Regions from separate parts of the Mus musculus genome. Here regions 2 and 3 are each linked to region 1. Evidence: chromatin loops called from intact Hi-C (ENCODE). Cell type or tissue: left cerebral cortex. All regions are shown on one strand.

The links. Hi-C counts contacts between places; a loop is a spot of excess contacts. Peaks named below come from ENCODE experiments on the same cell type or tissue, not always from the same donor. Only the 100,000 strongest peaks of a DNase experiment are listed, where the experiment ranks them.
Region 2: it touches region 1 in a loop (2.3-fold over the local background); 5 of 42 quality-filtered maps call a loop at or near these places.
Region 3: it touches region 1 in a loop (4-fold over the local background); 7 of 42 quality-filtered maps call a loop at or near these places.

The regions. Positions count from the first base shown.
Region 1 is chr6:70,351,731-70,359,730 of GRCm38, forward strand. It overlaps Igk and Igkv8-18. Among named protein-coding and RNA genes, the nearest start is that of Gm46962, 140 kb to the left of the region's middle. In left cerebral cortex, a CTCF peak has its summit at 3,263 (motif pointing left); a DNase peak (open chromatin) is centred at 4,741.
Region 2 is chr6:70,225,082-70,233,081 of GRCm38, forward strand. It overlaps Igk. Among named protein-coding and RNA genes, the nearest start is that of Gm46962, 8.4 kb to the left of the region's middle. In left cerebral cortex, no CTCF peak of the experiment used is centred here; a DNase peak (open chromatin) is centred at 4,577.
Region 3 is chr6:70,189,110-70,197,109 of GRCm38, forward strand. It overlaps Igk and Igkv8-26. Among named protein-coding and RNA genes, the nearest start is that of Gm46962, 28 kb to the right of the region's middle. In left cerebral cortex, no CTCF peak of the experiment used is centred here; a DNase peak (open chromatin) is centred at 4,720.

The DNA of each region.
Region 1 (8,000 bases):
CTATATTTTCTGTCACAGATATTGGGTAGCCACTGTGATTCTTCTCAAGAATAAAAGATATGTGATTCAACAACAAAGCCTAGTTAACCTTGTATTAACTCAGTATATTTTGCACATGACACTGAATTTACCTAGGCCTGTAGGCATGGTGGATCCATGGAAGAGGCTGCTGTGTCCCAGGAACTCAAGATAATCAACTTCAGACTTCCTGGTTCCAAAGGCTGGAGGAAGTTCATCTGTGTTATTTTGAGTCAGTTGGATTGTAGTGCATTTTAAAAGACAGCCCAAGGAATCAAATGCACCAGGACATATTGTGGAGACCATATTTGTGGGAAAAGCAGTAAATAAGGTTGTCAGGCTTTTGTGATTATACACAAAAGAACATGGAAATTTTACCTCCCAAGCCCCTATGCTCTCTCCTTATATTCTGTGATAAGCCCATATTTAACTGCAGGCATCTTTGTATTTGTCAGACCCCTGTCTCCATCTGTTGAATTTGAATGAGCATTAGTAAATGACATGAGAGCATGGTCTGAGCTCACCACAGCTGTCACAAAGCAAGATTTTGCTGAAATGATCCTGATATAGCTGTCTCTTGTGAGGCTATGCCAGGGCCTAGCAAACACAGAAGTATAAGCTCACAGTCAGCTATTGGATGGATCACAGAGACCCCAATGGAGGAGCTAGAGAAAGTACCCAAGGAGCTAAAGGGGTCTGCAACTCTATAGGTGGAACAACAATATGAATTAACCAGAACCTCCCCCCCCCCCGAGCTCATATCTCTAGCTGCATATGTATCAGAAGATGGCCTAGACGGCCATCATTGCAAAGAGAGGCCCCTTGGTCTTGCAAACTTTATATGCCTTAGTACAGGAGAACACCAGGGCTAAGAAGTAATAGTGGGTGGATAGGGGAGTGGGGGGGAGGGTATGGGGGACTTTTGGGATAGCATTGGAAATTTAGATGAAGAAAATTCCTAATAAAAAGAAAAGTTTAGCAAAGATCTTCATTATTTGTTTTAGAAACTGATGGTGATTCTTGCTCATCTGGTATATTCTTCGGTTTATTTTGGAAACTATTTTGTTAGTTAACTAACTGATTAACTAATTCAATTTACATTCCAATCTCAGACTGCTTTCCTCCCAGTGTCCATCTTACTCAGCTCTTCTTCCATATACCCCTCCCTTTTTCCTCTGGAGGAGGTCCCCAGCACACCCTGGGTACCAATCCACTATGGCACATCAAGTCACATACTCTCCCACTGAGCCCAGTCAAGGCAGGCTAGTTAGGGGAACAAGTTTCACAGTCAAGCAACAGAATCAGAGAGAGTGTTGTTCCAGTTGTTGGGGGACTCACATGAATACCAAGCTGCACATCTGCTACATATGTGTGGGGGATGGTTGGGAAGACTCTAGATTCAGCCCATTAATATGGTTTGGTTGGTTATTCAGTCTCTGGGAGCCCCCCTCAAGGGCCCAGGTTATTTGAGTCTGTTGGTCTTCTAATGGAGTTCCCATCCTCTCTGGGTCTCTCAGTCCTTCTCCTAACTTGTTCACAAGACTCCTTGAACTCTGATGTTTGGATGTAGGTCTCTGCATTTGTTTTGGTCAGATGATGGGTGGAGACTCTTAGAAAGCAGTTATGCTAGGCTCCCCTCCACCCCCTATTCTAGTCCCCATCCCCTGTCTGCTGGCTTCTCCAGTATGCCTAGCAGCTGTGATGTGTGTCCTTTCCCTGCTATGCTCAATCTTCCGGTACACACATCCACCTGCAAAAATGGAGTCCTACAGCCATCAGGGACCACAAATTGACACTCCTAAACCCATTTCCTGCCTGTTGGCCTTTCCAGAAAAACCCAGCAGTGAGTTCCTCCTATCCCCTCTGTACTTCATGTCCTAGCCCACAGCTCTGCCTGCTTCCCTGGAGTCCTGCTGACACCCAGGACATCCAGGTGAGATTCTCATGCGCCAGTCACCTGTCCTCTTCTCCAACAAGCCCAACAACTGTGAGGTCAGCCCTGTCCTCTTTGTTTCATCTTCTGGTCCATACCTCTACCAGCAATCCCAGAGGTCTACAGCCATCATGGACTACCAGCTTTGTTTCCATTCCTGGAGGCCTGCTGCAAACAGGACAACCAGAAGCCTGAAGTCATTAGTGATGACCAGCTCTGCCTATATCCCTGGAAGCCTGCTGCCATTCAGGACAGCCAGCTTTACTTGCAATCCCAGTGGACTGCTGCCACCAGGAGAGTTTACCAACTTTACCTTTATCCCTGAATGCCTGAGGGATTATCAGGCCTACCAACACCAAAGACTGGACCTTTCTTTTTTTATTGGATATTATATTTATTTAAAAGTCAAATGTAATCTATCCCCTCAGAAACCCCCTATCCCATACCCCTCCCCCTGCTTCTATGAGAGTGCTCATAGCCTTCACAGGACCAATTGCTCCTCCTCCCATTGATGCCCAACAAGGCCATTCTCTGCTACATATGCAGCTAGAGCCATGGGTCACTCCGTGTGTATACTTTGGTGGTGGTTTTAGTCCCTGGGAGCTCTGGGGGAATCTAGTGGTTTGATATTGTTCTTCCTATGGGGTTTCAAACCCCTTTAGCTAATTGGGGGCTTTCTTAATCCACAAACTGTCTCTCTGTTATATTGGTATGTTAGTGGTTTATAAATGAGATCTGAACATGCTTATCACAAATCATTTAATCTTTTATACCTGGAAAGTTGCTCTATAAAATTATATATTTAGTACAAAATAGAAGAAAAATGCATGTTGATTAAAAGCATATTTCATTTCAATAATATTCTGGTTTAATGTTAGTACATTAAAATCAGACGAATAATTCACTTTGGATATCAATGCCATGAGGTGTCTTGTAGTCAGTTGATTAATGATATATATCTGGAAATCTGACCTCCACGCAGAGATTAGACTGGCCTAGAATTTATGTACCCAAAGCTGGCTGTAATCTCATGGATCTCCTGCTTCTGTCTCTCCAGATCAGGGATACAGATATGAATCTCACTCTGTTGTGATATTTTGTTTACTTTTCTGTTTCTAGTACTCTACATGTAATACTGTATTTATGATTCATCTCATATATACTCTCATAATTCACTAACCTGAATTCAGGTGGTTATTTCATCTCTGTTATTGCTATTGATTTTCCTTCACAATCAAACATTTTTTTTTCCCTTTAGATATGAACAATCTCTGATGTTGTGGTCTACTTGTCTCATTCATTACTTGATTTAGAGTGGCTGTGCCCCCTTCTGGAGAATTTTTGAAGTGTGAGCAAGACCATATTTAGCCAGTTTTAATCCTTCTAATTTCTAGATTTCTCTAGAATATACCTCTGTGGAATAATATCTTTTGGTAGTGCTGGTGTTCAGGCATAATGAGGTGAAGAAACCTGGTTTGTTTTATGCGCCATTTCCTAACTGATAACCCTCTTTAAGCTCCCTGAAGTTGTGAGAAACATGATAGTTAGTTTCCGTTGGGTGTGCCTTTGAGATTAATGCTTCACTGATTCTAGGAAACGTTTCCCCAGGATTTCCACAGACCTAATATGGGCTTCTATTTTCATCTCTTTCCCACGTTTATTTTGGAAGTTGGGGCCCAAATGTCTGTTCATGTTCTCATTATAAGAGTGAATTTGGAAATGGGAGAAAATGAACAAATTTAACTTCAATATACGTGGACTCTCTTCTTTCCCTTCCTATCCATTATTATCTTTTATCTGACATTTTTCTTACTCGGCTTCCTTCTTGTATTCTTCTGATTTTTCTCAGCATATCTTATCTAGAATTGTCAATCTAAGATAGCTTTCCTAAAATTTCTACAAATGTCACCTGATTTAAATATGTCTTATTTAACCCAAACCTATTAGATTCCACAGTAAATTGATGTTGGAGATGAGAAAGACAAACACTTTCAGTGTCTTCTTATGCTCTCTCTGATGCCATTTTTGCCTGTTGATTGACTCCAAGCACTCACACGGACACTGACCAGGCATTTGCTTTTGTACTGTCTGTCTACTTTGCATGGGTTCCTCCAGCCCAGCCTAGCTACTCAGAATTTATAAACCAGGCCTTTGCATTATGACTGAACTGCATCAGTCAGGCAGGGGGGAGAAAGATGGAATCACAGACCCATGTCCTCATGTTCTTGCTGCTTTGGGTATCTGGTAAGAAATTTAAAGTATTAAAACCTTTTCAAAGTTTCATCTTTGTAATAAGGAATTTGCAGTTTTTGCCAGTGTGTGATATTTCTTGCAAATAATGTTCTGACATTATGACATTATAAGGTCATTTAAATGAAAAATTTCATCTGTTATTATAATCTATGTGTATGTATGCATTTTCACTGTCTACTCACTATTGTAGATACCTGTGGGGACATTGTGATGACCCAGTCTCCATCCTCCCTGGCTGTGACAGCAGGAGAGAAGGTCACTATGAGATGCAAGTCCAGTCAGAGTCTTTTGTGGAGTGTAAACCAAAATAACTACTTATCCTGGTACCAGCAGAAACAAGGGCAGCCTCCTAAACTGCTTATCTATGGGGCATCCATTAGAGAATCTTGGGTCCCTGATCGATTCACAGGAAGTGGATCTGGGACAGACTTCACTCTCACCATTAGCAATGTGCATGCTGAAGACCTAGCAGTTTATTACTGTCAGCACAATCATGGCAGCTTTCTCCCCCCACAGAGCTTCAGCTGCCTACACAAACCTCCTTGAGAGTTTAAACAGCTGTGTACACCACACACAGTCCTGGGCATGCCCACTTCCCCTGTCTGCCTGAGACCTAGCATGCCTGAAAAACTGACAAGTTTACAGAACCCAATAAAACGGCATCTGTTCAATGTCACTTATGTCCTTTGGTATAAATACTCTAAGTACCAAAATGCAGAGGAAAAAAAAACAGTGTTATTTTTCTATTCCTTCTGTAACCATTTACCACAAACTATGTTGATTAAATATGAGGAATTTATCTTTTTATAGTTCTATAAATCTTGTATCTAAGGTAAAACCCTATGGGCTGATGTAGTGATGTTGGTAAACTTTATTTTGATTAGGAGTGTGTAGAAAAAAAATTGTTTCTTGCATTTTCTAGTTCCTAGGAGGTTTTGTTACTTCCTTAATGGTATCCATCTTTTTCTGACTCTTCTTTTCCTTTTCTGACTCTCTTATTTGTATTCCTTTTATGTAATTAGTTCTCTTTATGTACATGTGCATCTCTCTCTCTCCCTCTCTCTCTCTCTGTGTGTGTGTGTGTGTACATGTAGATGAATATGTGCAATGCTATTTTTGTGGAGGTCAGAAGATAACTAGGAGTTGATTCTGGTTTTTCCAATAGCTTTTGAGGTCTTACTCTGAGACTCAGCTTGGTGGCAAGTGTCTTTGTCCTTGGTGCAACGTTGCTGCTTCTTAAACTTCTTTCTTGTTATGTACACATTTTACACAATTTCATAACAGAATATCTTTCAAGTACATATATTTTGACAATATCTACTAACTTTACCCATTTCCATTTTCTCTTCTTGTAGTGGAACTATAATTGACCTACCAGCAACACAAATATTGATGCAGAGGCTTTTTAATATTTTTTTCTGGACGGTCTCCCAGCTACACGAACTTGACTAGTCCTGGTACTAAGTCTCTCTACATGGCCAGCTCTAACTTTGTTCTTGGCTTTGGTTCATCTATTCACATCTGTGTCCATTGTCTGAATCTATCACATGTCTCTTCTTCTAGCATTCCTCTCTCTGCCCAGAAGTTTGACCTTCCACTTCCTGTCTGGCTATGGGGTTTTAGCTATTTGCTGTAGGCAATTAGTTACATTTTTGATTGCCTTAGGAAGGTAGGGAAAAATGAATATTTACAAAATAGCAAACCCACAGATGGGCAATTGAAATGACAATACAAGAGTCCTGCCAGAAGCATTTAGCTCTCTTCTTGTTACATAGTTAACAACTGAACACACAGAGATACACTTCCACACTATATACCCCAACATCTTGTTATTTTTTCTTTCTAGTCTCACCCCCTCTCTCTTTGTCTTATTCTCTGTTTCTCCTCTTTCTATCTTAAACACACACACATATGTGTCAGTGTGTATGCACATACATACATATGTACACATAGATAAACACAGTCACTTGTATACACAAATAAATGCCACATACATATATGCACATACACACATGTATTCACATACACGAAGGAACACATTCAGAGATACACACTTATACATATATATCCGCATGAACTTTACATAAAACATATTTAGGAACCACAAAGGAGAGAATTTATGATATCTGTTGCCCTTGTTTCTGGGGCCACATATGACTTTGAAATATTTTTATCTGTTTTTGTTTTGTTTTGTTTTGTTTTGTTTTGCCTGTAGAGCCTGAGATACTAGGTTCTCCCATCACGAACATGAGCCAGTGGGACAAATGCTCTTTCTTCAGAATATCTTGTCGGTCTAGCATTGAATTTTGGAGTAGAGTAAGGGATGACTGTGTTATTCACAATGATCTGTGTTTCTGCTCATGTCTGTTATAACCTTAGCTCCTAAGGACATTTGTATATTTGGGGTGAAGGCTATTCAGTAGTGTAAATTCTTCTTGAAACCAAGAGGAAGTCATATCCCTTAATTCATGAATAAGATCCCAGTTGCTTTGTCTTCTTGCTAAGGATCACAACATGAAAAGAACTGTTGCCTGAAAACTTTGATATTATTGAGATTTGAAAATGTTCCAAAAACCTCTCAAATTATTTATAGTAGAGTATCTATAGAGCACTTGTATTTATCTTACAGTTTTAAAAAAAAATTGGACCTCCAAGATCTCTAAAACACTGGATCACCAAACAGGCAGCATACACCAGCTGAAATGAGGCCTTCAAAACACATTTGCAGGAGAGAACTTCTGGGCCTGTGTTCATTCAGAAATGATGCACCTAACCCTCAAGAGACTGAAGGCCAAAATAGAACACCCCTTCATGATAAAAGTCTTGGAAATATCATGAATTCAAGGCCCATACCTAAACATAATAAAAGCAATATACAGCAAGCAAGTACCAACTAAAATCAAGGACTAGACAAGACTGTCTACTCTCTCCCTACCTATTCATTATAGTACTCAAAGTCCTAGCCACAGTAATTAGATAACAAAAGTAGCTGAAAGGGATACAAATTGGAAAGGAAGAAGTCAAAATTTCACTATTTGCAGATGATATATTACATATAAGTGAACCTAAAAATTCCACCAGAGACCTCCTAAACCTGATAAAAACTTTAGTGCAGTAGCTGGATATAAAATTAATCCAAAAAACTCAGTGGCCATTCTCTACACAAAGGATAAACAGGCTGAGAAAGAAATTAGGGAAAAAACACCCTTCACAATAGTCACATATAATGTAAAATACGTTGGTGTGACTCTAAGGAAGTGAAAGATCTGAATAATAACTAAGGAAGTAAAAGATCTGTATGATAAGAACTTCAAGTCTCTGAAGAAAGAAATTGAAGAAGATCTCAGAAGATGGAAAGATCTCCCATGCTAATGAATTGGCAGGATTAATATAATAAAAATGACCATCTTGCCAAAAGCAATCTACAGATTGAATGGAATCCCCAGCAAAATTTCAACACAATTCTTCGCAGAGTTAAAAAGAGCTATTTGAAAAATCATTTGGAATAACAAAATACTTAGGATAGCAAAAAGTATTCCCCAAAATAAAAGAACCTCTGGTGGAATCATCATCCCTGACCTCAAGCTGTACTACAGAGAAATTGTGATAAAAACTTCATAGTATTTATACAGTGACAAGCAGGTAGATCATTGGAATAGAATTGAAGACTCAGAAATGAATCCACACAACTATGGTCACTTGATCTTTGACAAAGGAGCTAAAATCATCCAGTGGAAAAAAGACAGAATTTTCAACAAATGGTTCTGACTCAACTGCTGAAAATTGATCCATTCTT
Region 2 (8,000 bases), 130 kb before region 1:
GGCCTAGTCAGTCATCAATGGGAGGAGAGGCCCTTGGTCCTATGAAGGTTCTATGCCCCAGTATAGGGGAATTCCAGGGCTGAGAAGTGGGAGTAGGTAGGTTGGTGAGCAGGGAGAGGGGGGAGGGGATATGGAGTTTTCTGAGGAGAAACCAGGAAATGGGATAACATTTGAAATGTAAATTAAGAAAGTATCTAATAAGAAAAAAAAGTAAAAACTAAATAAAAAGGAAATGTTAATAAAATAACCAATAAAAATTTAAAAAATTTTAAAAAGTATAAATTACTTTTGTAAAACACACATATGGGTAATTTCCTTTTGGTCTGATTACTGTAACTCATGACCTAGTTTTAAAATAAAATTCATGCTGTAAAGTAAAATCATGTACACATCTAAGCAGGAATGGTTGAGAAACACTTGAAATGTTAAACATCCTTAGCCTTCAGGGAAATGCAATCAAAACTACTTTGAGATTCCATCTTACACCTGTGAGAATGGATATTATCAAAAACACAAGTGGCAGCTCATGCTGGCAAGAATGTGAAGCAAGGAGAAAATTCTTCCATTATTGGTATGAGTGTCAACTTCTATAGCCAGTATAAAAATTAGTATAATCTTTCCTAAGAAAACTGTAAATCAAGCTACCTCAAGATACATTGTGGTAAATTTATACAATGGATTATTTCTCAGATTTAAAAAAAAAAGCATTGTGAGATTTGCAGACAAATGTGTGAAGATACAAAAGCAAAACTGCCACAGGCCCTCTGGTCCCTTGTGCCTGTGTAGGAAAGGGTCTCTAGAGTAGATGGGCAAGATAAGATGTAGTGACAGACAGATACACGAAAATGGTGTTGAATCTGAATGTAATGTTCTGGTTGAGCTTCAGACTTATATTACAACGAATTATCAGAGGATACAAATCACAAAAAGACAAGATACACTGAAATTCACCAGTTACAGCAGAAAGGAATTTACAGGGACTAATTAAATGTTTACATTAGGGATAACAAGCCCTGCCTAGGATCAGCCTAATGCCAGGCAAGAATTTCACACTTTAAGGTTAAAAGCATCAGGGGGTTGTTAACTCTTGACAGGCCTTAAGAGTAATGCGCTATCACAGAGCTCTAAATTCTTAGGTCTAGTAAAACTTATCTTGTCTGGAGAGTTTCCCCTTATCAGGGTAGTATATCAACTTATACTTGACATGGAATGTAGCCTGTAGTAAAAGATTTCTATCTCAGTGAGACTTTTAGTCTCTATCTACAGACAGCTGAGTAAATGACAGATGTTTATATTGTTTTATGATGCAGCTTAATTAGTTACTAAATAGGTTAAGCTCTTTGCTGCTATCTGGAATCTAAGAACACTGGAAAAAGGCTTTAGCTATGTTAGAATACAATCTTAAAAGGCATTTACTATAAGGTAATACTATATAGAGTGCACGTGGATCCATACACTAGACTAATGTGGTTTTGGAAAATTAATTTTATGGGTTAGGGAAATAGCCAAAGATCCGGGAGTAAGTTTCCTTGAAACTTTTTCCTCATGAAAAAGCTTTCAGACTTTCATCTGTCAAGCTGACTCCACCGGGGTCCCTGGCACAAAACAAAACAAAAAAATCTTCCTGAGTGATGTACCCCAGACTCTCCCAACAAACATGGTGTGTATTCATTAATTTGCAAGTAATCAGATAATTAAAAAATAATTATGCTAAAATCCAGAGTCAAAAGCTAAGTAATAAGGAAGGTTCAAGGCAGGATGCATGCATGGATCTCCCTGAGAAGGAAAAATATAATATTCATTACAGGTGGACTAGGGGGAAGGTAGGGGTGGAAACGAAGCAATCAGGTGGGGGATGTATGGAGGAAGTGAGTATTAGGGAGGTGACTGAAGTGAGTACTCATTTGGTGAGCAATGTGAAAACATACTGCAGTGGAAACTCCTTGGAATCTAAGTGCTTCTAGTGAAAATGCCTACTAATCCCTGATACTGAGCAGAAACTGGACATTTTCTATAACCAGGCAAGGCTTCCAGTGATGGGACTGGGTCACCAACACAGACACAAAACCTTTGAACTACAATCTCGCCAGCCTACAATTTTTGCTGAAGTAATGATGTTACAGAAATTTTGTAAAAGACCAACCAATGAATGATCTCCTTGGAGGCACGTATAATAAAACAATACTGAAAGAAAGCACACAGAATCATTCACCAACTAATGCAAGGACGAATCTGAAACACATCTGTTTATGAGACACCAGAAACTTTCCTCCTGGAAAGTTTCCATGAAACTTTATGCCTTGGGACTGTGGCCAAGTTTTTGGGCTTGTTTTGTAGACTTCACTGGAATGGGTGTGGCAATTAACTTTAACCGAACAAGTAAAAGACCTGTATGACAATAACTTCAGTAGGAAGAGGGAACATATAGAGCCCACATCCAGCAGGAAGACAGGGCATCAAATGAGGGAGGGGGGTACATCCCAATGTCACAATTCTTACCCTTAATTGCCCCTGTCTGAAAGAACTACAGGGATAGAAATGGAGAGGAACCCAAGGAAAAGAAGGTCCAGTGACAGGCCCAAAGTGGGATCCACCTCAAGTGAGGTCCCAAAGCCTGAGACTATTACTAAGGCTATGGAGCATTCACAAAAGGGACCTAGCATGACTGCCCTCTGAAAGACCCAACAAGCAGCTGAAAGAATCAGATGCAGATATTTGCATCTAACAATGGACAGAAGCAGTTGACCCCTGTTATTGAATTAGGGAAGACTGAAAGAAGCTCAAAAGAAGGGCAAACCTGTAGAAGGTCCAATGGTCTCAATGAATCTGGACCCCCAAGGTCTCTCAAACATTGTACCACAAAACAGACAGCATACACCAGTTGATATGAGGCCCCCAACACACATACAGCAGAGGACTGCAGGGTCTGTGTTCATTCAAAGATGATACACCTAACCCTCAAGAGACTGGAGGGCCCAAGGAGTTTAGAGATCAGGTAGGATGGGGTATGGGAAGACCCATGTGGAGACAGGGGGTGGGGAGGTGGTGTGGGACATGGAACAGTTTGAAAGTGGACAGAGGCAGGGGGAAAATAAAATATGGGGTATAAAAAATTAATGAATAAATATTTTTTAAAAAAGAATCTAAAACTTCACATGAAAGTGTTGTTAGTACTCTCAGTTAGACTATATATATATATATATATATATATATATATATATATATATATGCTACAAAAATGGTAGAATAAGAATGCCTTCATCAGAAGCATCTGGAGAACATGCCTGAGAGAAGAGATTTTGCCCCCACAAATCTCAGAGACCAGTCCTTTACATGTATATGGGGCGACGAGATTATGAAGGGCAGACGGTCTGAAAAGCATATGGCCTTGTGGAAGAAGGTAAAATAGCCTTTGCATAGATGTTAGCATAGCATTGAGACTGCTTGATTTGGGACGTCTGTCAGTAAGTTTCAGGTAAATGCTTAATACAATGAGAACCTATGGGACAATTGTCACCATGAGTTTATGTTTTCACTGGGTATATTTTAGTCAGTGTTGTATTAACACACAAAGAGGAGAAAATGTGAAGACTGTCTATAAGTTCTGCTCCAGGTGAATTTTTATGGTGTTTTTCTTGTCATTATCAGAAATAAGCAGAATGATATTCATTATAATGCCTGGAACTGCAAGCCTGTTCAAGAGACTGCATGGGGTGGTCATAAAACCTAAGAAAAAACCTACCATTGTTTGTTTAGCTGCTTTGTTTTTCTTTTATTTGTTTTATCTTGCTTGCTGAATGGGGATGGCATCAAACTGCTTTGTACATCTGTATATTTAAACCCATAGAATGGTGCTATTCTTAGCATTCATCCTAGAAGACTTCTTTCAGTAGATACTGGTTAAGGCAGAGTACAGAATTAGTGAAAGTACAGAAAATATGTGACTGTGAAATTCCTTAAAAGGAATGTTCCCCCATCCCCATTTTAACAAAGCAGAGATAATCACGGAACAAGAGACAGAAAGAACATAAGATACAATTATTGTGGGGAATGCTGTGAAATAGCATCTTCTAGACATAACATGGCCATTATTCATATGAGCAAACTGCCACCGCAGTTATTTGCACAAGATTTGACTCATCACCATTTCATCAAGCAAGGGGAAGGGGTGCATGTGTTCTTACTCTTCGTAGAATATCTGGGTAACAAGGGACGCTAGGGAAAGGAGGGGGTTATTCTCTATGTGCTATAATCATATTCCAGAAATAATGTGTACTCATGAAGCATTCATAATTAAATTCAGAAGAAACAACAAAAAAGTCAGCAAATTAGAAGAGGCTATTTTGAGAAGGCTTTACCAGGAGACTGGAAAGGAAAATAAAAGAAAACAGAGGCTAAGTGCTCAAATACAATATATACATGCATGTCAAATATAAATTTTCTATATAAATTCTGAAGCATATTGTTTCATATATGCAACTGGTACACTCTAGCAATTTGGTAACTTACACAGGGTTGTGTAAAAAGAACTCTTGGTTTCCTTACTTGAAGATGTCTGGCACTGGAATCATGTTGTCCCCATGGCATGCAGCCAAGCAGCAATTTCAATCTTCTTTAAAATGATTGTCTCCAAGTAGGCCTGTGGTAACCAGTACACAGTTCTCCCAGTCTGCCCCTCCATCTACAACTGGTGAAGATCCTGCTCCTAGAAACCAAAGCTTGCCTGTCTCTCAGGAGGTTCACCCCAACCAGGAACACAGGAGGTCTACCCTAACCAGGAACACTATAGGTATGTTCTAACCAAGGACAAAGGAGGCCATCCCTAACCAGAGACAGCACTGCTTGCCTCCAAGGAGGCATACTCTAACCCAGGTCACAGAGCTCTACATAGCTCCAGTCAGAGACACTCAGGCTAGTTAACACCAGAAAAAAACATATGACCAGAGACAAGCACAAGAACATAAACAACAGAACCCAATACAATCCAGCCGCATCAGAACCCAATTTTCCCACCACAGCAAGCCCTGGATATTCTAACACACCTAAAAAGCAAGATTCTGACCTAAAATCCCATCTCATGAAGATGATAGAGGCCTTTAAAGAGGATATAAATAACTCCATTAAAGAAATACAGCAAAAAAAAAAAAAAGAAATACAGCAAAATACAGGCAAAACAGGTAGAAGCCCTTAAAGAAGAAACAAATCCCTTAAAGACATACAAGAAAATACAATCAAGCCAGTGAAAAAATTGAACAAAACTCAAAGACATAAAAATGGAATTAGAAACAATAAAAGAAACCGCAAGGAACCCTGGAGATAGAAAACATAAGAAAGAGGTAGGGAGCTACAGATGGTGGTTGAAAGGTAGTTTTTTGTTTATCATTTGCTTAGTATTCTCTTCTTTTCTATACATTTTAAATTTTACTTAATCTTCTTTTATTACACTCCAGATTTTATCTCCCTCTTGGTCCACCCTCTGACTATTCCCCCATCTCATTCCTCCTCCCCAACCCCTTTCTCCACAAAGATGTGCCCACCCCCACTAGACCTCTAAACTCTCTAGGGCTTCCGGTCTCTTGAGGGTTAGGTGCATAATCTCTGACTGAACCCAAACCCTGCAGTCCTCTGATATATATATATATACATATACATATACATATACATATACATATACATATACATATACATATACATATACATATACATATACATATACATATATATATGTTGTGGGCCTCATATGCTGTCTGGTCGGTGTTGCAATGTCTAAGAGGTCTTGGGGGTCCAGGTTAGTTGAGACTGTTGATCACCCTCCTCCTTAGCTCCTCCCAGCTTTTCTCTAATTTAACCACAGGGGTCAGGAGATTCTGTCCATTGGATGGGTGAAAATATCTACATCTGACTCTTTCAGCTGCTTGCTGGGTCTTTCAGAGGGCAGTCATGATAGGTCCTTTTTGTGACCTTTCCATAGACTCAATAATAGTGTCAGGCCTTGGAACCTCCCCTTGAGCAGGATTCCACTTTGGAACTGTCACAGGATCTCCTTTTCCTCGGGCTCCTCTCCATTTTTGTCCCTGCAGTTCTTTTAGACATGAACAATTATGAGTTTTACTGTGGGATGGCAACCCCATCCCTCACCTGATGCCCTGTCTTTCTATGAGAGGTGGACTCTACAATTTCCTCTCCCCACTTGTAGAGCATTTCGTCTAAGGCCCCTCCCTTTGAGTCCTGAGTGTTCCTTACCTCCCAGGTCTCTGGTGCATTCTGGAGGGTCCCCCTACCTCTTACCCTCCAAGGTTGCCTGTTTCCATTATTTTGCTGGCCCTCATGATGTCAGTCCTTTTCTCTCGCCCAATACCAGATCATGTTCTCTTCACCTCTCTCCTTGAGCTTGTTGAACATTTTTTTTTTAGTTCTGTGGACTGTATCTTGGGTATTCTGTACATTTTTAAAAATCTAATAACCTCTTATTAGTGAGAACATACCGTGCATGTATTTTTGAGTCTGAGTTACCTCACGCAGGATGATATTTTCTAGTTCCATCCATTTGCTTACAAAATTCAGGCTGTTTTTCTTTCATCTGCAGAATACAAGAGATAGAAGAGAGAATCCCAGGCATAGAAAATGCCATAGAAGATATTGTCACAGTGGTCAAAGAAAATAAAAAGCCTACGAAGCCCCTAACCCAAAACATCCAGGAAATTTTGGACACAATGAAAAGATCAAACTTAAGAATCATAGAAATAGAATAGAGTGAAGATTCACAGATCAAAGAGAGAGAAATTATCTTTAGCAAATTTGTAGGAGAAACTGTCTATAACCTAAAGAGATGCAACATAATGTACAAGCCACCAAGTAATGAAGAAAATCCTCCTATCACATAAAAATCAAAATGCACAGAACAGAGAAAGAATATTAAGAGCTATAAGGGAAAAAGACTAAGTAACATAAAGCAGGACCTGTAAGAACTACACCAGACTTCTCAACAAAGACTCTAAAAGCCAGAGGGTCCTCAACAGTTGTCATCCAGACCCTAAGAGAACACAGATGCCAGCCCAGGCTACTATACTAAGCAAAACTTTTAACTACTGTACATGGAGGAACCAAGGTATTCCATGATAAAACCAAACTTAAAAAATATCTTTCCACTAGGATACTAGAAGGAAAACCCCTGCTTCCTGCTGTTATAGGGTAATCCTGGTTTGTCTCTCAGCACCTACTTCAACTAGATCAAAAACTCCTGTAACTCCAACTCCATAAAATCTGATGTCTTCTTCTAACTGCTTTGAGACCCCACTCATACATATGCCTACACCCCTCCACAGATGCATACACACAATTGAAAATAAAATAAATCTGTCAAGGAAAAAATAGTACTTCATCATGGAAATTGTACTCTCCTTTTACCAGGAAAGGTAAAGGTTACAGCAAAACTGATGACTTGAGTTTTATTCCCAGATACCACCTAGTGAAAAGAAAGAACTAACTTCTTCAGGTTGCGCTTTGACCTACATACACAGACACAGAGAGAAAGAGAGACAGAGAGAGACAGAGAGAGGCACTGTGTATTCACACCCAACAATAAATATATTTGTATATAATTTTTCAAATTATAAAATTTCTATTTGTTATCCTTTTTAAATTCAAAAAATTTTTGTTTAATCATTTTTTTTAAATCCAAATTTTATCCACCTTCCAGGCGACCCTCTGACTGTTCTTCCATGCCATCCCTCTTCCATTCATCTCCATGAGGATGTCCCCACCCCCTAACCCCAACCACCCCAAACCTCCCCACTACCTCCCCACACCCTGGAGCCTCCAGTCTCTTGATGGTTAGGTGCATCTTCTCTGACTGATTACAAACCAGGCAGTATGTATATATATATGTTGGAGGCCATATATCAGCTGGTATATGCTGCCTGTTTTGTGGCTCAGTGTCTGAGAGATCTCAGGGGTCTAGGTTAGTTGGGACTTTTGGTCCTCCTATACAGTCACTCTTC
Region 3 (8,000 bases), 160 kb before region 1:
AAAGCATTTCTAAGAGGGAAACTCATAGCTCTGAGTGCCCCCAAGAAGAAACAGGAGAGAGCACATACTAGCAGCTTGACAACACATCTAAAAGCTCTAGAAAAAAAGGAAGCAAATTCAGCCAAGAGGAGTAGACGGCAGGAAATAATCAAACTCAGGGGTGAAATCAACCAAGTGGAAACAAGAAGAACTATTCAAAGAATTAACCAAACAAGGAGTTGGTTCTTTGAGAAAATCAACAAGATAGATAAACCCTTAGCTAGACTCACTAGAGGGCACAGGGACAAAATCCTAATTAACAAAATCAGAACTGAAAAGGGAGACATAACAACAGATCCTGAAGAAATCCAAAACACCATCAGATCCTTCTACAAAAGGCTATACTCAACAAAACTGGAAAACCTGGATGAAATGGACAAATTTCTGGACAGATACCAGGTACCAAAGTTGAATCAGGATCAAGTTGACCTTCTAAACAGTCCCATATCCCCTAAAGAAATAGAAGCAGTTATAAATAGTCACCCAGCCAAAAAAAGCCCAGGACCAGACGGGTTTAGTGCAGAGTTCTATCAGACCTTCAAAGAAGATCTAATTCCAGTTCTGCACAAACTTTTTCACAAGATAGAAGTAGAAGGTACTCTACCCAACTCATTTTATGAAGCCACTATTACTCTGATACCTAAACCACAGAAAGATCCAACAAAGATAGACAACTTCAGACCAATTTCTCTTATGAATATCGATGCAAAAATCCTCAATAAAATTCTCGCTAACAGAATCCAAGATCACATTAAAGCAATCATCCATCCTGACCAAGTAGGTTTTATTCCAGGGATGCAGGGATGGTTTAATATATGAAAATCCATCAATGTAATCCATTATATAAACAAACTCAAAGACAAAAACCACATGATCATCTCGTTAGATGCAGAAAAAGCATTTGACAAGATCCAACACCCATTCATGATAAAAGTTCTGGAAAGATCAGGAATTCAAGGACCATACCTAAACATGATAAAAGCAATCTACAGCAAACCAGTAGCCAACATCAAAGTAAATGGAGAGAAGCTGGAAGCAATCCCACTAAAATCAGGGACTAGAAAAGGCTGCCCACTTTCTCCCTACCTTTTCAACATAGTACTTGAAGTATTAGCCAGAGCAATTCTACAACAAAAGGAGATCAAGGGGATACAAATTGGAAAAGAGGAAGTCAAAATATCACTTTTTGGAGATGATATGATAGTATATATAAGTGACCCCAAAAATTCTACCAGAGAATTCCTAAACCTGATAAACAGCTTCGGTGAAGTAGCTGGATATAAAATAAACTCAAACAAGTCAATGGCCTTTCCCTATACAAAGAATAAACAGGCTGAGAAAGAAATTAGGGAAACAACACCCTTCTCAATAGTCACAAATAATGTAAAATATCTCGGCGTGACTCCAACTAAGGAAGTGAGAGATCTGTATGATAAAAACTTCAAGTCTCTGAAGAAAGAAATTAAAGAAGATCTCAGAAGATGGAAGGATCTCCCATGCTCATGGATTGGCAGGATCAACATTGTAAAAATGGCTATCTTGCCAAAAGCAATCTACAGATTCAATGCAATCACCATCAAAATTCCAACTCAATTCTTCAACGAATTAGAAGGAGCAATTTGCAAATTCGTCTGGAATAACAAAAAACCTAGGATAGCAAAAAGTCTTCTCAAGGATAAAAGTACCTCTGGTGGAATCACCATGCCTGACCTAAAGCTTTACTACAGAGCAATTGTGATAAAAACTGCATGGTACTGGTATAGAGACAGACAAGTAGACCAATGGAATAGAATTGAAGACCCAGAAATGAACCCACACACCTATGGTCACTTGATCTTCGACAAGGGAGCTAAAACGATCCAGTGGAATAAAGACAGCATTTTCAACAATCGGTGCTGGCACAACTGGTTGTTATCATGTAGAAGAATGCGAATTGATCCATTCCTATCTCCTTGTACTAAGGTCAAATCTAAGTGGATCAAGGAACTTCACATAAAACCAGAGACACTGAAACTTATAGAGGAGAAAGTGGGGAAAAGCCTTGAAGATATGGGCACAGGGGAAAAATTCCTGAACAGAACAGCAATGGCTTGTGCTCTAAGATCGAGAATTGACAAATGGGACCTAATGAAACTCCAAAGTTTCTGCAAGGCAAAAGACACCGTCAATAAGACAAAAAGACCACCAACAGATTGGGAAAGGATCTTTACCTATCCTAAATCAGATAGGGGACTAATATCCAACATATATAAAGAACTCAAGAAGGTGGACTTCAGAAAATCAAATAACCCCATTAAAAAATGGGGCTCAGAACTGAACAAAGAATTCTCACCTGAGGATTACCGAATGGCAGAGAAGCACCTGAAAAAATGTTCAACATCCTTAATCATCAGGGAAATGCAAATCAAAACAACCCTGAGATTCCACCTCACACCAGTCAGAATGGCTAAGATAAAAAATTCAGGTGACAGCAGATGCTGGCGAGGATGTGGAGAAAGAACACTCCTCCATTGTTGGTGGGATTGCAGGCTTGTACAACCACTCTGGAAATCAGTCTGGTGGTTCCTCAGAAAATTGGACATAGTACTACCGGAGGATCCAGCAATACCTCTCCTGGGCATATATCCAGAAGATGCCCCAACTGGTAAGAAGGACACATGCTCCACTATGTTCATAGCAGCCTTATTTATAATAGCCAGAAGCTGGAAAGAACCCAGATGTCCCTCAACAGAGGAATGGATACAGAAAATGTGGTACATCTACACAATGGAGTACTACTCAGCTATTAAAAAGAATGAATTTATGAAATTCCTAGGCAAATGGATGGACCTGGAGGACATCATCCTGAGTGAGGTAACACATTCACAAAGGAACTCACACAATATGTACTCACTGATAAGTGGATATTAGCCCAAAACCTAGGATACCCAAGATATAAGATACAACTTCCTAAACACATGAAACTCAAGAAAAATGAAGACTGAAGTGTGGACACTATGCCCCTCCTTAGAAGTGGGAACAAAACACCCTTGGAAGGAGTTACAGAGACAAAGTTTGGAGCTGAGATGAAAGGATGGACCATGTAGAGACTGCCATATCCAGGGATCCACCCCATAATCAGCATCCAAACGCTGACCCCATTGCATACACTAGCAAGATTTTATTGAAAGGACCCAGATGTAGTTGTCCCTTGTGAGACTATGCCGGGGCCTAGCAAACACAGAAGTGGATGCTCACAGTCAGCTAATGGATGGATCACAGGGCTCCCAATGGAGGAGCTAGAGAAAGTACCCAAGGAGCTAAAGGGATCTGCAACCCTATAGGTGGAACAACATTATGAACTAACCCGTACCCCGGAGCTCTTGACTCTAGCTGCATATGTATCAAAAGATGGCCTAGTCGGCCATCACTGGAAAGAGAGGCCCATTGGACACGCAAACTTTATATGCCCCAGTACAGGGGAACGCCAGGCCCAAAAAGGGGGAGTGGGTGGGTAGGGGAGTGGGGGTGGGTGTGTATGGGGGACTTTTGGTATAGCATTGGAAATGTAAATGAGCTAAATACCTAATAAAAAATTTTAAAAAAAGAGTGAATTTGGAAATGGGAGAAAATGAACAAATTTAACTTCAATATATGTGGACTCTCTTCTTTCCCTTCCTATCCATTATTATCTTTTATCTGATATTTTTCTTACTCGGCTTCCTTCTTGTATTCTTCTGATTTTTCTCAGCATATCTTATCTAGAATTGTCAATCTAAGATAGCTTTCCTAAAATTTCTACAAATGTCACCTGATTTAAATATGTCTTATATTTTAACCCAAACCTATTAGATTCCACAGTAAATTGATGTTGGAGATGAGAAAGACAAACACTTTCAGTGTCTTCTTATGCTCTCTCTGATGGCATTTTTGCCTGTTGATTGACTCCAAGCACTCACACGGACACTGACCAGGCATTTGCTTTTGTACTGTCTGTCTACTTTGCATGAGTTCCTCCAGCCCAGCCTAGCTACTCAGAATTTATAAACCAGGCCTTTGCATTATGACTGAACTGCATCAGTCAGGCAGGGGGGAGAAAGATGGAATCACAGAACCATGTCCTCATGTTCTTGCTGCTTTGGGTATCTGGTAAGAAATTTAAAGTATTAAAACCTTTTCAAAGTTTCATCTTTGTAATAAGGAATTTGCAATTTTTGCCAGTGTGTGATATTTCTTGCAAATAATGTTCTGACATTATGACATTATAAGGTCATTTAAATGAAAAATTTCAACTGTTATTATAATCTATGTGTATGTATGCATTTTCACTATCTACTCACTATTGTAGATACCTGTGGGGACATTGTGATGACCCAGTCTCCATCCTCCCTGGCTGTGACAGCAGGAGAGAAGGTCACTATGAGCTGCAAGTCCAGTCAGAGTCTTTTGTGGAGTGTAAACCAAAAGAACTACTTGTCCTGGTACCAGCAGAAACAAAGGCAGCCTCCTAAACTGCTTATCTATGGGGCATCCATTAGAGAATCTTGGGTCCCTGATCGGTTCACAGGAAGTGGATCTGGGACAGACTTCACTCTCACCATTAGCAATGTGCATGCTGAAGACCTAGCAGTTTATTACTGTCAACACAATCATGGCAGCTTTCTCCCCCCCACAGAGCTTCAGCCGCCTACACAAACCTCCTTGAGAATTTAAACAGCTGTGTACACCACACAGAGCCCTGGGCATGCCCACTTCCCCTGTCTGCCTGAGACCTAGCATGCCTGAAAAACTAACAAGTTTACAGAACCCAATAAAAAGGCATCTGTTCAATGACACTTTGTCTTTTGTTATAAAAACTCTAAGTACCAAAATGCAGAGAAAAAAAAAAACACTGTTATTTTTCTATTCCTTCTGTAACCATTTACCACAAACTATGTTGATTGAATATGAGGAATTTATCTTTTTATAGTTCTATAAATCTTGTATCCAAGGTAAAACCCTATGGGCTGATGTAGTGATGTTGGTAAACTTTATTTTGGTTAGGAGTGTGTAGAAAAAAAATTGTTTCTTGCATTTTCTAGTTCCTACGAGGTTTTGTTACTTCCTTAACGTTATCCATCTTTTTCTGACTATTCTTTTCCTTTTCTGACTCTCTTATTTGTATTCCTTTTATGTAATTAGTTCTCTTTATGTACACGTGCATCTCTCTCTCTCTCTCTCTCTCTCTCTCTCTCTGTGTGTGTGTGTGTGTGTGTGTGTACATGTAGATGAATATGTGCAATGCTACTTTTGTGGAGGTCAAAAGATAACTAGGAGCTGATTCTGGTTTTCTCAATAGCTTTTGAGGTCTTACTCTGAGACTCAGCTTGGTGGCAAGTGTCTTTGTCCTTGGTGCAATGTTGCTGCTTCTTAAACTTCTTTCTTCTTATGTACACATTTTACACAATTTAATAACAGAATATCTTTCAAGTACATATATTTTGACCATATCTACTGAGTTTACCCATTTCCCTTTTCTCTTCTTGTAGTGGAACTATAATTGACCTACCAGCAACACAAATATTGATGCAGAGGCTTTTTAATATTTTTGCTGGGCAGTCTCCCAGCTACACGAACTTGACTAGTCCTGGTACTAAGTCTCTCTACATGGCCAGCTCTAACTTTGTGCTTGGCTTTGGTTCATCTGTTCACATCTGTGTCCATTGGCTGAATCTATCACATGTCTCTTCTTCTAGCATTCCTCTCTCTGCCCAGAAGTTCGACCTTCCACTTCCTGTCTGACCATGGGGTTTTAGCTCTTTGCTATAGGCAATTAGATACATTTTTGATTGCCTTAGGAAGGTAGGGAAAAATGAATATTTACAAAATAGCAAACCCACTGATGAGCCATAGAAATGACAATACAAGAGTCCTGCCAGAAGCATTTAGCTCTCTTCTTGTTACATAGTTAACAACTGAACACACAGAGATACACTTTCACACTATGTACCCCAACATCTTGTATTTTTTTTCTTTTGAGTCTCACCCCCTCTCTCTCTTTGTCTTATTCTCTGTTTCTCCTCTTTCTATCTTAAACACACACACATATATGTCAGTGTGTATGCACATACATACATATGTACACATAGATAAACACAGTCACATGTATACACAAATAAACACCACATACATATATGCACATACATACATGTATTCACATACATGAAGGAACACATTCAGAGATACACACTTATAAATATATATCCGCATGAACTTTACATAAAACATATTTAGGAACCACAAAGGAGAGAATTTATGATATCTGTTGCCCTTGTTTCTGGGGCCACATATGACTTTGAAATATTTTTATCTGTTTTTTGTTGTTGTTTTGTTTTGTTTTGTTTTGCCTGTAGAGCCTGAGATACTAGGTTCTGCCATCACAAATATGACCCAGTGGGACAAATGCTCTGTCTTCAGAATATCTTGTCGGTCTAGCATTGAATTTTGGACTAGAGTACGGGATGACTGTGTTATTCACAATGATCTGTGTTTCTGCTCATGTCTGTTATAACCTTAGCTCCTAAGGACATTTGTATATTTGGTGTGAAGGCTATTCAGTAGTGTAAATTCTTTTTGAAACCCAGAGGAAGCCATATCCTTTAATTCATGAATAAGATCCAGTTGCTTTGTCTTCTTGCTAAGGATCACAACATGAAAAGAACTGTTGCCTGAAAACTTTGATATTGTTGAGATTTGAAAATGTTCCAAAAACCTCTCAAATTATTTATAGTAGAGTATCTATAGAGCACTTGTATTTATCTTACAGTTTAAAAAAAAAATTGGACCTCCAAGATCTCTAAAATATGGGATCACCAAACAGGCAGCATACACCAGCTGAAATGAGGCCTTCAAAACACATTTGCAGGAGAGAACTTCTGGGCCTGTGTTCATTCAGAAATGATGCACCTAACCCTCAAGAGACTGGAGGCCAAAATACAACACCCCTTCATGGTAAAAGTCTTGGAAATATCAGGAATTCAAGGCCCATACCTAAACATAATAAAAGCAATATACAGCAAACAACTACCAACCATCAAACTAAATGGAGAGAAATTTGAAGTAATCCTACTAAAATCAAGGACTAGACAAGACTGTCTACTCTCTCCCTACCTATTCAATATAGTACTTGAAGTCCTAGCCACAGTAATTAGATAACAAAAGGACCTGAAATGGATACACATTGGAAAGGAAGAAATCAAAATTTTACTATTTGCAGATGATATATTTCATATAAGTGAACCTAAAAATTCCACCAAAGACCTCCTAAACCTGATAAAAACTTTAGTGGATATAAAATTAACTCCAAAAAGTCAGTGGCCTTTCTCTACACACACAAAGGATAAACAGGCTGAGAAAGAAATTAGGGAAACAACACCCTTCTCAATAGTCACATATAATGTAAAATACGTTGGTGTGACTCGAACTAAGAAAGTGAAAAATTTGAATAATAACTAAGGAAGTAAAAGATCTGTATGATAAGAACTTCAAGTCTCTGAAGAAAGAAATTGAAGATCTCAGAAGATGGAAATATCTCCCATGCTAATGAATTGGCAGGATTAATATAATAAAAATGACCATCTTGCCAAAAGCAATCTACAGATTGAATGGAATCCCCAGCAAAATTTAAACACAATTCTTCGCAGAGTTAAAAAGAGCTATTTGAAAAATCATTTGGAATAACAAAATACTTAGGATAGCAAAAAGTATTCCCCAAAATAAAAGAACCTCTGGTGGAATCATCATCCCTGACCTCAAGCTGTACTATAGAGAAATTGTGATAAAAACTTCATAGTATTGATACAGTGACAAGCAGGTAGATCAATGGAATACAATTGAAGACCCAGAAATGAATCCACACAATTATGGTCACTTGATCTTTGACAAAGGAGCTAAAATCATCCAGTGGAAAAAAGACAGAATTTTCAACAAGTGGTTCTGACTCA